2 separate regions of the Homo sapiens genome follow, and region 1 is linked to region 2. A link is an interaction called in ENCODE POLR2A ChIA-PET data of the cell type or tissue named here. Cell type or tissue: PC-9. All regions are shown on one strand.

Evidence for each region. Peaks named below come from ENCODE experiments on the same cell type or tissue, not always from the same donor. Only the 100,000 strongest peaks of a DNase experiment are listed, where the experiment ranks them.
Region 1: POLR2A ChIA-PET joins it to region 2 with 20 read pairs; 1 of 35 experiments calls an interaction of 5 or more read pairs at or near these places.

What each region holds. Positions count from the first base shown.
Region 1 is chr12:132,598,113-132,603,112 of GRCh38, forward strand. LOC105370094 (a long non-coding RNA gene) reads left to right here. Exons shown (of 3, transcript XR_001749425.2): 2 at 1,955-3,205; 3 at 3,485-3,676. Among named protein-coding and RNA genes, the nearest start is that of LRCOL1, 10 kb to the right of the region's middle. RefSeq lists enhancers at 2,819-3,354, 3,355-3,889. In PC-9, CTCF peaks have their summits at 2,490 (motif pointing right) and 2,494 (motif pointing right); a DNase peak (open chromatin) is centred at 2,509; H3K4me3 peaks cover 670 bases; H3K27me3 peaks cover 2,422 bases.
Region 2 is chr12:132,443,166-132,448,165 of GRCh38, forward strand. LOC112268102 (a long non-coding RNA gene) reads left to right here. Exons shown (of 2, transcript XR_002957440.2): 2 at 1-3,841. Among named protein-coding and RNA genes, the nearest start is that of MUC8, 29 kb to the right of the region's middle. RefSeq lists enhancers at 841-1,528, 2,216-2,903, 2,904-3,590. In PC-9, no CTCF peak of the experiment used is centred here; a DNase peak (open chromatin) is centred at 3,026; H3K4me3 peaks cover 1,950 bases; H3K27ac peaks cover 1,256 bases; H3K27me3 peaks cover 456 bases.

The sequences.
Region 1 (5,000 bases), 150 kb after region 2:
CCGCGCGCCCCTCCTCCTCTCCGCTCGCCCCTCCTCTCCGCTCGCCCCTCCTCTCCGCCCGCCCCTCCTCCTCTCCGCGCGCCCCTCCTCCTCTCCGCTCGCCCCTCCTCTCCGCTCGCCCCTCCTCTCCGCGCGCCCCTGCTCCTCTCCGCGCGCCCCTGCTCCTCTCCGCGCGCCCCTCCTCCTCTCCGCGCGCCCCTCCTCTCCGCGCGCCCCTCCTCCTCTCCGCTCGCCCCTCCTCTCCGCGCGCCCCTCCTCTCCGCGCGCCCCTGCTCCTCTCCGCGCGCCCCTCCTCCTCTCCGCGCGCCCCTCCTCCTCTCCGCGCGCCCCTCCTCTCCGCGCGCCCCGCCTCCTCTCCGCGCGCCCCCTCCTCTCCGCGCGCCCCTCCTCCTCTCCGCGCGCCCCCTCCTCTCCGCGCGTCCCCTCCTCTCCGCGCGCCCCTGCTCCTCTCCGCGCGCCCCTCCTCTCCGCTCGCCCCTCCTCTCCGCTCGCCCCTCCTCTCCGCGCGCCCCTCCTCTCCGCTCGCCCCTCCTCTCCGCGCGCCCCTGCTCCTCTCCGCGCGCCCCTCCTCTCCACCCACAGTCAGGATGCAGGAGGTTTCCAAGTTTGCATCCTCACTGTTGCTCTTCCTGCTCTGAGAAACCCTCCTAGCGACCAGGCTGACTGGCCTCCTCTGCTGTGAGTGAGGGTCCTGGCCTCCTGGCGTCCCTACGGTGGCCACAGCCCTCACAGTCGCTTCCTCACCTGGGCCCAGACCGCGGGCTCTCGGGACCCTTCACGGCTGAACCTCCACTGGGCAGCTGTGCGGAGACCGAGTTTCCTCCTGCAATTGCAGACTTCCATCTCCCCCGGCAGACATTACACACCAGCAAGCGCCCGCCTTCCCCCACCGCGTTATTAAAGCCACAAAGCACTTTACACGTTCCCTGGAGCTGATGGCCCCTCCGGGGACTAGAGCACTGTGCGGGGGGGCTTCATCTTGAAAAAAAATGCAAAAATTAGCCGGGCGTAGTGGCCCGCGCCTGTAATCCCAGCTACTCGGGAGGCTGAGGCAGGAGAATCGCTTGAACACAGGAGGCAGAGGTTGCAGTGAGCCGAGATCGCGCCATTGCACTCCAGCCTGGGCAACAGAGCGAGACTCTGTCTCAAAAAAAAAAAAAAAAGAAAGAAAGAAAGAAAGAAAAAGAAAAAAGAAAAAACAACCGGAAAACCAAACCAACACAACTTGTTCTTTTTTTTTTTTTTTTTTTTTGAGATGGAGTCTCCTTCTGTCGCCCAGGCTGGAGTGCAGTGGCGTGATCTCGGCTCACTGCAACCTCTGCCTCCCGGGTTCACACCATTCTCCCACCTCAACCTCCTGAGTAGCTGGGACTACAGGCGCCCGCCACCATGCCCAGCTAATTTTGTTTTTGTATTTTTAGTAGAGATGGAGTTTCACTGTGTTAGCCAGGATGGTCTCCATCTCCTGACCTTGTGATCCGCCCACCTCGGCCTCCCAAAGTGTTGGGATTACAGACATGAGCCACCACGCCCGGCCCTTTCTTTTCAGACAAGTTCCTGCTCTGTTGCCCAGGCTGGAGGGCAGTGATGCAATCACAGCTCACTGCAGCCTCGACCTCCTGGACTCAAGTGATCCTCCTGCCTCAGCCTCCCTAGTAGCTGGGACCACAAGCATGCACCACCACACCCAGCTAAGTTTTGTATTTTTTGTAGAGATGGAATCTTGGTATGTTGCCAAAGGTGGTCTCAAACCCCTGGGCTCAAGCAGTCCTCCTACCTCAGCCTCCCGAAGTGCTGGGAGCCACACTTCTTCCAGATGCTTTCAAGTTTGATGGGTTATGTTTACCTATTCTGTTCTGTCTTTTAAAAATTATCATTTTGTTAGAACTTGAGGATGAGTGGTCAAAATAACAACGATCACGTTGCGGCGTATCTGGCTTGTTCTCACTGTTAGGGTGGAAGCAACGGTTTCTCAGGATTTCGCTACAAGGATCGTCTCAGCCTTCTTGGACTGCCGTGCGGAACACCACACACCCAGCAGCTAAAATAATGACATTGAGATCCGGGTGCCAGCAGGACAAGCTCCATGAGGGCCCCCCTCTGGGTTGCAGGCAGCTGCCTTCCCAGGGCGTCCTCCCCCGGCAGGTGGGCATGGCAGGGCAGGGGGAGCTGGCACGCTCGGCTCTGTTGTCTCTTTTTTCTCACAGTGCGTGACTGTTTACCACCATGGTCACCTGGAGCCTCTTATTACAAGGGCGTGAATTCCCTTCTCGTAAGGCCCCTCACGGCCTCATCAAAACCTCAGTCACCTCCCAGAACCCCACTCCAGTCCCGTCACGCTGAGGCTCAGGGCCTGAACCCATGAATGCGAGGACACGATCAGTCCACAGCAAGGCTGTGTCCCTGAGGAGCAGGGGCGGACCCTGGCCACACTCTGGCCAGGCAGCGGCCGGGAGAGGGGGCCCATGCGGAAGGAACAGCCAGGCAGAGGCCGGGAGAGGGCGCCCATGTGGAAGGAACGGACAGGCGCACTCAGAAGCGGTGGCGTCTGACGCCCTTTCACGATGTTGTTTCGTTTTGTAATTTTCTTAGACTTCCAAATTCATAGTGAAGTTGACCCAACATGACAACAAACAGGATTCGAGGGGTTTGGACAGATGGGGGGATCATCGGTATCCTGGGGCCGGCAGCCTCACACTGATAGATGGTTCTGGAACTGCCCACCGGCAGCCCCTCTGCCATGGGTGGGTGCAGCGGGGGCTTCCCGGTTCAGTGGCTCCCCTGGCCGCGTAGACCCAGAGGTGCTTCCCTCTAGCGCACAGTGCTGCTGGCCCCGCTGTGGGCCCCCGGCCTCAACCCAGAGAGCTTCTCCAAATCAGTGGCTGTGGCCCCACCGTCTCCCGAGCGCCAGGCAGGGAACCCCTTCTGCATCCACCCTGGGGGCTGCCTGCTGGGCTCACTTTGCTCCTCCTGGAACCAGCGCACAACCCCTCACCGTAGACGCCCCTGTCCCCATGTTGGTGTGGCGTCTGCCGCCAACTGACTCTGACAAACACACGGTTGATGTTTCTGTGAAGTTTGGGAAAATAAGATCTTTTCACTGTACTGGGTCAAGACCTGTCCCTACTCGGCACGGCCCCCGTGTGCTTCCGGTATCTCTGCGGGAGGAGGAGCGCCAAGCAGCCGGGAGCTACCTGTGGGGAAGGTGAGTTGAGGAAGCTTTTCCCTGGTGTTGCTGGGCTCACCCCCGTGGGAATGGGCCCCGCGCCATGGCTCACTTCCATGGGGACGGCCCCCATTCCCTGGGTCACCCCCGTGAGGACGGCCCCCGAGCCCTGGCTCGCCCCCGTGGGGTCGGTCCCCACTCCCTGGCTCACCCCCATGGGGTCGGCCCCCACTCCCTGGCTCACCCCCGTGGGGTCGGCCCCCGAGCCCTGGCTCACCTCTGTGGGGACAGCCTGCAAACCTCAGCTCACCCACATAGGGATGGCCCCCGTGCTGGGCTCACCCATCTGACATCAACATGAAGGTAGGAGCCTGATGGTGTCTCCGACGTGTCCTGCTGGCATTGGGCAATCCTGTTTGAAGATTCCGGATCTAGACACTGGGGTGTGGGACGGCTTCAGACAGGTAGAGGTATGCGTGGAAAATTCAGTTCTCAGCAGCTTCTAATCAGGATGGAGGTTTGTTTTGACTTCTTATGGGAATCGCGTGATGGAGGCTGTGTCTGTCGCCCACACACGCCCAGGGAGGTTCACACCTGAGCAACTTGTATCCACAGAAAACATCGCTCAGCCCCATCCGTGGGAAGACTAAGTTGATTTTCCATTCTCCCATAGAAAACGTTACCAAATTGCCGTTTTGTAAACGTGATCCAAGGCTGTGCAGTCAGGAACTTTAGGGTAAAAAACGTGCTGTGCGATTCTGTGTGTGACGCCGCCTGTGTGAGCCTCCGATTCTGTGTGTGACGCCGCCTGTGTGAGCCTCCGATTCTGTGTGTGACGCCGCCTGTGTGAGCCTCCGATTCTGTGTGTGACGCCGCCTGTGTGAGCCTCCGATTCTGTGTGTGACGCCGCCTGTGTGAGCCTCTGATTCTGTGTGTGACGCCGCCTGTGTGAGCCTCCGATTCTGTGTGTGACGCCGCCTGTGTGAGCCTCCGATTCTGTGTGTGATGCTGCCTATGTGAGCTTCCTACACTCATGGTGTGCTGGGTCTTTCACCGTAAGTATGTTCAGTTTTAGGCCTAACACTGTGTTCATAATGTCATATGACTTTTCTTAAGGAAGTCGCCAAAACTATGTAACTTCAGGCTGTGCAGAGTTGACCGCGGCCAGGTGTTCCTGCCCCTGCAGGTCTCTCCTGGGGGAGCCTCAGATGGTCCGGCAGTCACAGAGATGGAAATCGTTTATGATTAGTTAGGAAAGGAAGACCCACGTGCCAGGGAAGGACTCGGGAACAAGACAAAAACAAATACACAGCAGCCCAGGCTGAAAACGGCAGGGATGGGGTGGGCTGGGGATGGAGGCATTTCCGGGAAGGTCAGGCAGATGGAATCAGAAACCGAACGAGGCAGAGAGACCCGCCCCCAGCCGCGCAGAGCCCAGTGCTGCCCTGGGGAGTCAGCGGCCAGAAGAGTTCTCGGCCTGAACCAGGGATCCTCCGAGGGGAGGGGAGGTGACCATGGAAGCTCAGCCAGGGCCTGGGGAAGGGGAAGGGGCCTGGGCTTGCGTCCCGGACGCGGGTGCCTATGTGCTGAGGACTGCCCGTGCCAGGGACAGGGAGGGAGCGATTTTTACCTGCGGTGACCACACGGGCTTGCACCCCTTTATTTGACGCCCCTGCAGTGTGGGGAGGTGACAGCAAACCCGATACTCTGGCCCTGGCCTCGCCTCCCACAGCATGGCCTGTGCCTCCCCAGGCTTCCCAGAAGGCCGCTCTGGCACGGACCCAGCCGACGCCACCTCTCTGTGACCTCCAGGTTTCCTTCAGATTTTATGCTT
Region 2 (5,000 bases):
CGGATACTTCATCCATTTGTCAAATCTCAGGTATCTAATTCACCACGCCGTGGCTGTTCCGGGGGCTCCGCGTCTGTCGTCCCACATCTGCGCTGCTCCTGCCGGGAGGACACGCCCGTGCCCCACAGCGGGTCCGCTCACCACTGCTCTTTCAGGCATTACCTCCGGAGACACTCGTTCCACCTTTGTCTCTGAGAGATGTTCTTGCTGACAGGTTTCTTCTTACGACGCTGCCCTTGCGTGGGTTCACTCGCGTTGCTCCTCAGGAGAAATGAGAGCGTGTGTTTTCCTCCGGTGACCTGGAAAGGGACCTTCTGTGGCTGGCCGGGCACTCTGGCTTCCATGGGCCTCTGTCCCATTTCTTCGCCTTTCATGTCCTTGAGGCTTGTTGAGCTTCTATCATCTGTGAGTTCACAGTTGGCGTCAGATTTGGAAATTTTGGAGTCATGATTTTTTCATATCTTTTCAGTGTCTCCATGGTCGGCTCTTCTTCAGGGACCCCCATACGTATTACGGTTGTGCGTGGGGTACTCTTACACTCACGGGGGTGCCGGGCCCCTGGAACCTGCAACTCACGCAGGATGCTCTTTTAACTTACTCTATTATGTTTCCTGTTTTATACGGTGCTGTATCGTTGGCTCTGTCTTTAAGATCATTCACCTTTTCCTCCATGTGTGGTCTGTGAACCCCATCCATTGTAGCCTTGATTTCTAGAAGTTTGGTTTGCATATTTTTAAATGGTCTATGTTTCTACTTAGCTCTTTCAACACAGGGAATGCAGTCAGGATGACTGTCAGTGTCTGTCTGGCGATTCTAACACTTGTGTTAGTTCTGACCAGGATTTCGCAGTGGATTTTTCCTCCCCTTACGGGTGGGTTTTCCTGCTTCCCCGAATGTAATCTTTGAATCGATGGCAGACATTGTTAACATCGCCTTTGTTGGGTGTGGATGTTTGTGTTTATGTGGAAACATTCCTGCACCTTTTTCTGGCGTGCGGTTCAGTTACATGGAAAAGGTTTGGCCTCTCAGGTCTTATTTTAAAGTGGCCGTCAGGGCCGAATGTTCTGCCCATTTTGTCCACACTAATTATCCCTCTTTGGGGAGCAAGACCCTTGTGAGATGCCACCGCCACCCTCGGGAGGCCTCCAGGCTGGGGGACGGGCACTGTGGGCTGCTGGTGTAGGGCCGGACGCTCTCTGACAGTGTTGCCCCTGGCCTCCGGCGGCTTCCTCCCAAGCTGGGTTGGGGCTCTTCTGAACGCTCCCCTCCATGCCCTGTCCTGGGAACTTTAACCCTCTGGGCCTCCCGGAGCCCTCTGTCTCCCCTGTCCCAGGGGGTCTGCTGGGCTCCACCGGGCCCCGCCCTGAATGCAGCCTGGAGCAACGCTGGAGGCCGGGGCTAGGAAACTGTGAGCCCCGCCTTGTCTGTGTCTTTCTCAGGGATTCTCGTCCTTTCCAACCTGGTGCCCGATGTCCGGAAGCACCTCTTCTGTGTTTTCAAATGGGAGAGCGAATCCAGTCCTTTTCACTCCATTTTGGCCAGAAACAGAAGTCCTCCGTGATTTATATTTTTACTAGAATCTTTTAAAGGGGCACAAATGGGGGTGTTTTGCAGGCATACAGAAGCCCCCGTCACTCCTCCCGCCTTGTCTCTGAACCGCTGTGGGGTGGGGAGGGGTCTCTTCTCTCTCCAACCCACATCACTTTCACCCCCCGCCGGCCAAGGCTGCGTTTCCCTCGCCCCCACCCCAGTCCCCCGCGTTGGTAGTGGGATCGGTTTGGTATTCTGAGGCTTCTCTCATTTCTCCTTTATCACCATCTGCCCCACAGCAGGCAGGCCCGGAGCCTCTGCAGAAGGGGGAACCGGGTGCAGGCCCAACGCCGGTCTCTCAGTGTGGCAGCCTTGCGCGCGAGCAGAAGCAGAAGGCCTAGTTCCTACTCTGCAGCCTTGGCTGCCGGGCACGGAGAACGTTTTAGCAGAAACACCTCTGCAAAACCACTTCCTGGCCCGGGCCCAGCCAAACACCATCTTCTCCTCCACCCCAGGGCTCCGCCCCCATCTCCAGGCTCAGCCCAGCACCCCCACCCCCGAAACCCCCAGCCCCACTGCATCTGCCCTGGCCATCTGCCTCCGCCCTGCCTCGCTAACACAGTTATTAATGAGCAATTTTCCTGTAATTACAACGCAGTTATGCCAGTTACCCCGACCTGCTGACAGAGAGCATTCACTTCCATGTGGCACTAGCCCCCAGGCCTGAGAGGACGCAAACACTTGCCCCTCATTCGCTGCCCCCACCCCCACTCTGCCAGCCAGCACCACCCTCCACCCACTCTAGGCCCTTAAGAAAGGAGGGAAGGGCCGCGGGGAGGAGCTCTCAGATCCCGAGGCCCCACTCCCCCTGCAAGGAAGGCTGTGAGCTCGGCCCCAGCCCACCTGCCAGCTCCCCAAACACCTCCCACCTCCCTCCGCCGCCTCCTGAAGGGACTACACTCCCCTGGCTCCTCCAAAATCCGCTAATGAACAGCAGGCGCAGAGGCTCCGCCACCGGCGTGCTCCTGGCCTCAGCCCTCCCTGTTCTGAAACCGCCTTTGCTAAGACGGTAGTAGTGAGGAATCACGACAGTGGCAGAGGCCAACCTGACCCGCTCCACCTGCCTCCACCCCAACCCGCCCGGCTGCTTCCTGAGCGTGGGCCAAACTAACTTTGACAGGAACTTAGTTTACAGTTTAAGTTGGGAACAAAAAGGATAACAGCCCCTCCCCAAAACAGATTCCCTCCTCGCTTGGGGGGACCAGTCCCGTTGTAAAACCGACAAATAACAGCAGGATTAGGAATTCCGGCTCAGGATTCACGCAGCCAGACGCCACAGGACTCCTCCCCAGCCGCTCCTGTATATGACGTCACCGCCGTAAGACCACAGGACACCGCCCCAGCCGCGCCTGTAGATGACGTCACCATCGTAAGACCACAGGACCCTTCCCAGCCGCTCCTGTATATGACGTCACCGCCGTAAGACCACAAGTCACCGCCCCAGCCGCTCCTGTAGATGACGTCACCACAGTAAGACCACAGGATACCGCCCCAGCCGCGCCTGTAGATGACGTCACCATCGTAGGCCCACAGGACCCTTCCCAGCCGCTCCTGTGGATGACGTCACCGCCGTAGGACCTAAGATTGATGCTGGAGAGGTTCTTCAGACCCTGCGTTCTGACGGCTCCGCTGGCACCACCCAGACGGGTAAACTAGCTCTTCCGGTCTGTGGCCCTCACAGGAACCGACTCGGTGCAGGAGGACAGCTTCAGCCCCTGTGATTTCATCCCCGACCAACCAGCCAGCACTCCCCACTCCCTAGCCCCCTGCCTGCCAAACTATCTTTTAAAAAACTCCAGTTTCCAAATTTTCAGGGAGGCTGATTTGAGTAATAATAAAACTCCAGTCTCCTGCTAGCTGGCTCTGGATGCACTAGACTCTATTGCAATTCTCCTGTCCTGATAAATCGGCTGTCAGGCAAGAAGAACCCGTTGGGTGGTTACAGTTTCAAGGCTATATTCAGAGAACTATCCACTAATAAAATCTCTGTTTATGCAGTAGGTCCCACCCCACACCCTCCCTGCTCAAACTGCTGCAATCCCGGCACAGCTTTGTTGACAATGTACCCATCAGCCAACAAAATGTAACAAAATGCACTTTCTTTTAGTTATCTCCTGCTACGTAATAAACTTCCCCGGGAGGTGGAGGTTGCCATGAGCCGAGATTGCACCATTGCACTCCAGCCTGGGCAACAAGAGCAAGACTCCGTCTCAAAAATAAATAAATAAATAAATAAATAAGCCTCCCCGGAGCTTGATGGCCTAAATAGCAATCTACCGTGAGTGCTCAGGGCTCTGGAGTTGACTGGGCTGCGCTGGGTGCTTCCTGCCTAGGGTCTCCAGTGTGGTTGCAGCAAATGCAGGCTGGAGCTGTCCAGCATCTCTTTCTGAGTAGCCTCTCCACGCTCAGCTTGGACCCCCTCACAGCATGGCTGCCAGGGTCATCAAGCTTCTTGGCAGGCAGCTGGCCTCCCCTAGGACAAATCCCACAAAGCTGAGGCAGGAGTTCCAGGGCTACTAAGACGCCGTCTCAGAGTCACAGTCTGCCACCTCCAGCTCATGCCACTGGCTACACAGGCCCAGAGTCCGTGCGTCTGGGGAGGCACCATCCTGAGAAGCCATCTTACGAGTGAGAAGTGGGTGCCAGGAAATGGGGTGCCACCATGATTAGCACCCCAAATATGTGCTGTCACCTTTGGAGTCACGCAGAACCTGGGGGCCTCCAGGAGTCTACGGGGGATGGTGGGAAGGCTGGGGAGGAGGATGGGAAGGAGACCCCCGCTGAGGGCAGGCGGAGCGCTGGGGTGGCACCACCTCTGGCTGCGGGGAAGGTCGTGGCCCTGCGAGGACCTGTCTAGACAGAGGCTGAAGTTGGGGGCGGGGAGGTGGGGGGCAGGCACGTGAGGAGCCGTTGAGTTTGCAGAATCTGGAGGAATCAAGAGGGCCCAGGACAGTCTTTTAAGCCAGTACCAGGTTCTCAAAGTGAGAAATGGCCTCTGGCCTAAGGGTGAAGACCTCAAAGGCGTGGCTGAAGCAGCTTTATTGAGATTTGCAAGATTCACAAGCTATCTTTTAGACTCGATACAGTCAGGCCTCTGGGAACCTCGAGGGCGCCCTTCCGCAGCCTCCTGGGTCTCAGCCCAAGGAGACAAGAGCTTGCCCCAGCGAGCAGGTGTGGGTTAACTCAGTCACGCCCGCAGGAGACACACAGGGTTTCTGCAGAGAGCTCTGTTGTGGAAGTGCCGTCAGAGAGAGGCGGCTCGGTGTGGAAACAGGCCTCTTTATGCTCAGGAGGCAGGCTGAGAAGCTGCCCGGCCACAAGCACAGGCCACCTCTTGCAGAAGAGGGACCTTAACTCTGACCTCAGCCAAGAGCCCAGGAGACACAGCCTGGGGTCACAAAGAGTCAGCT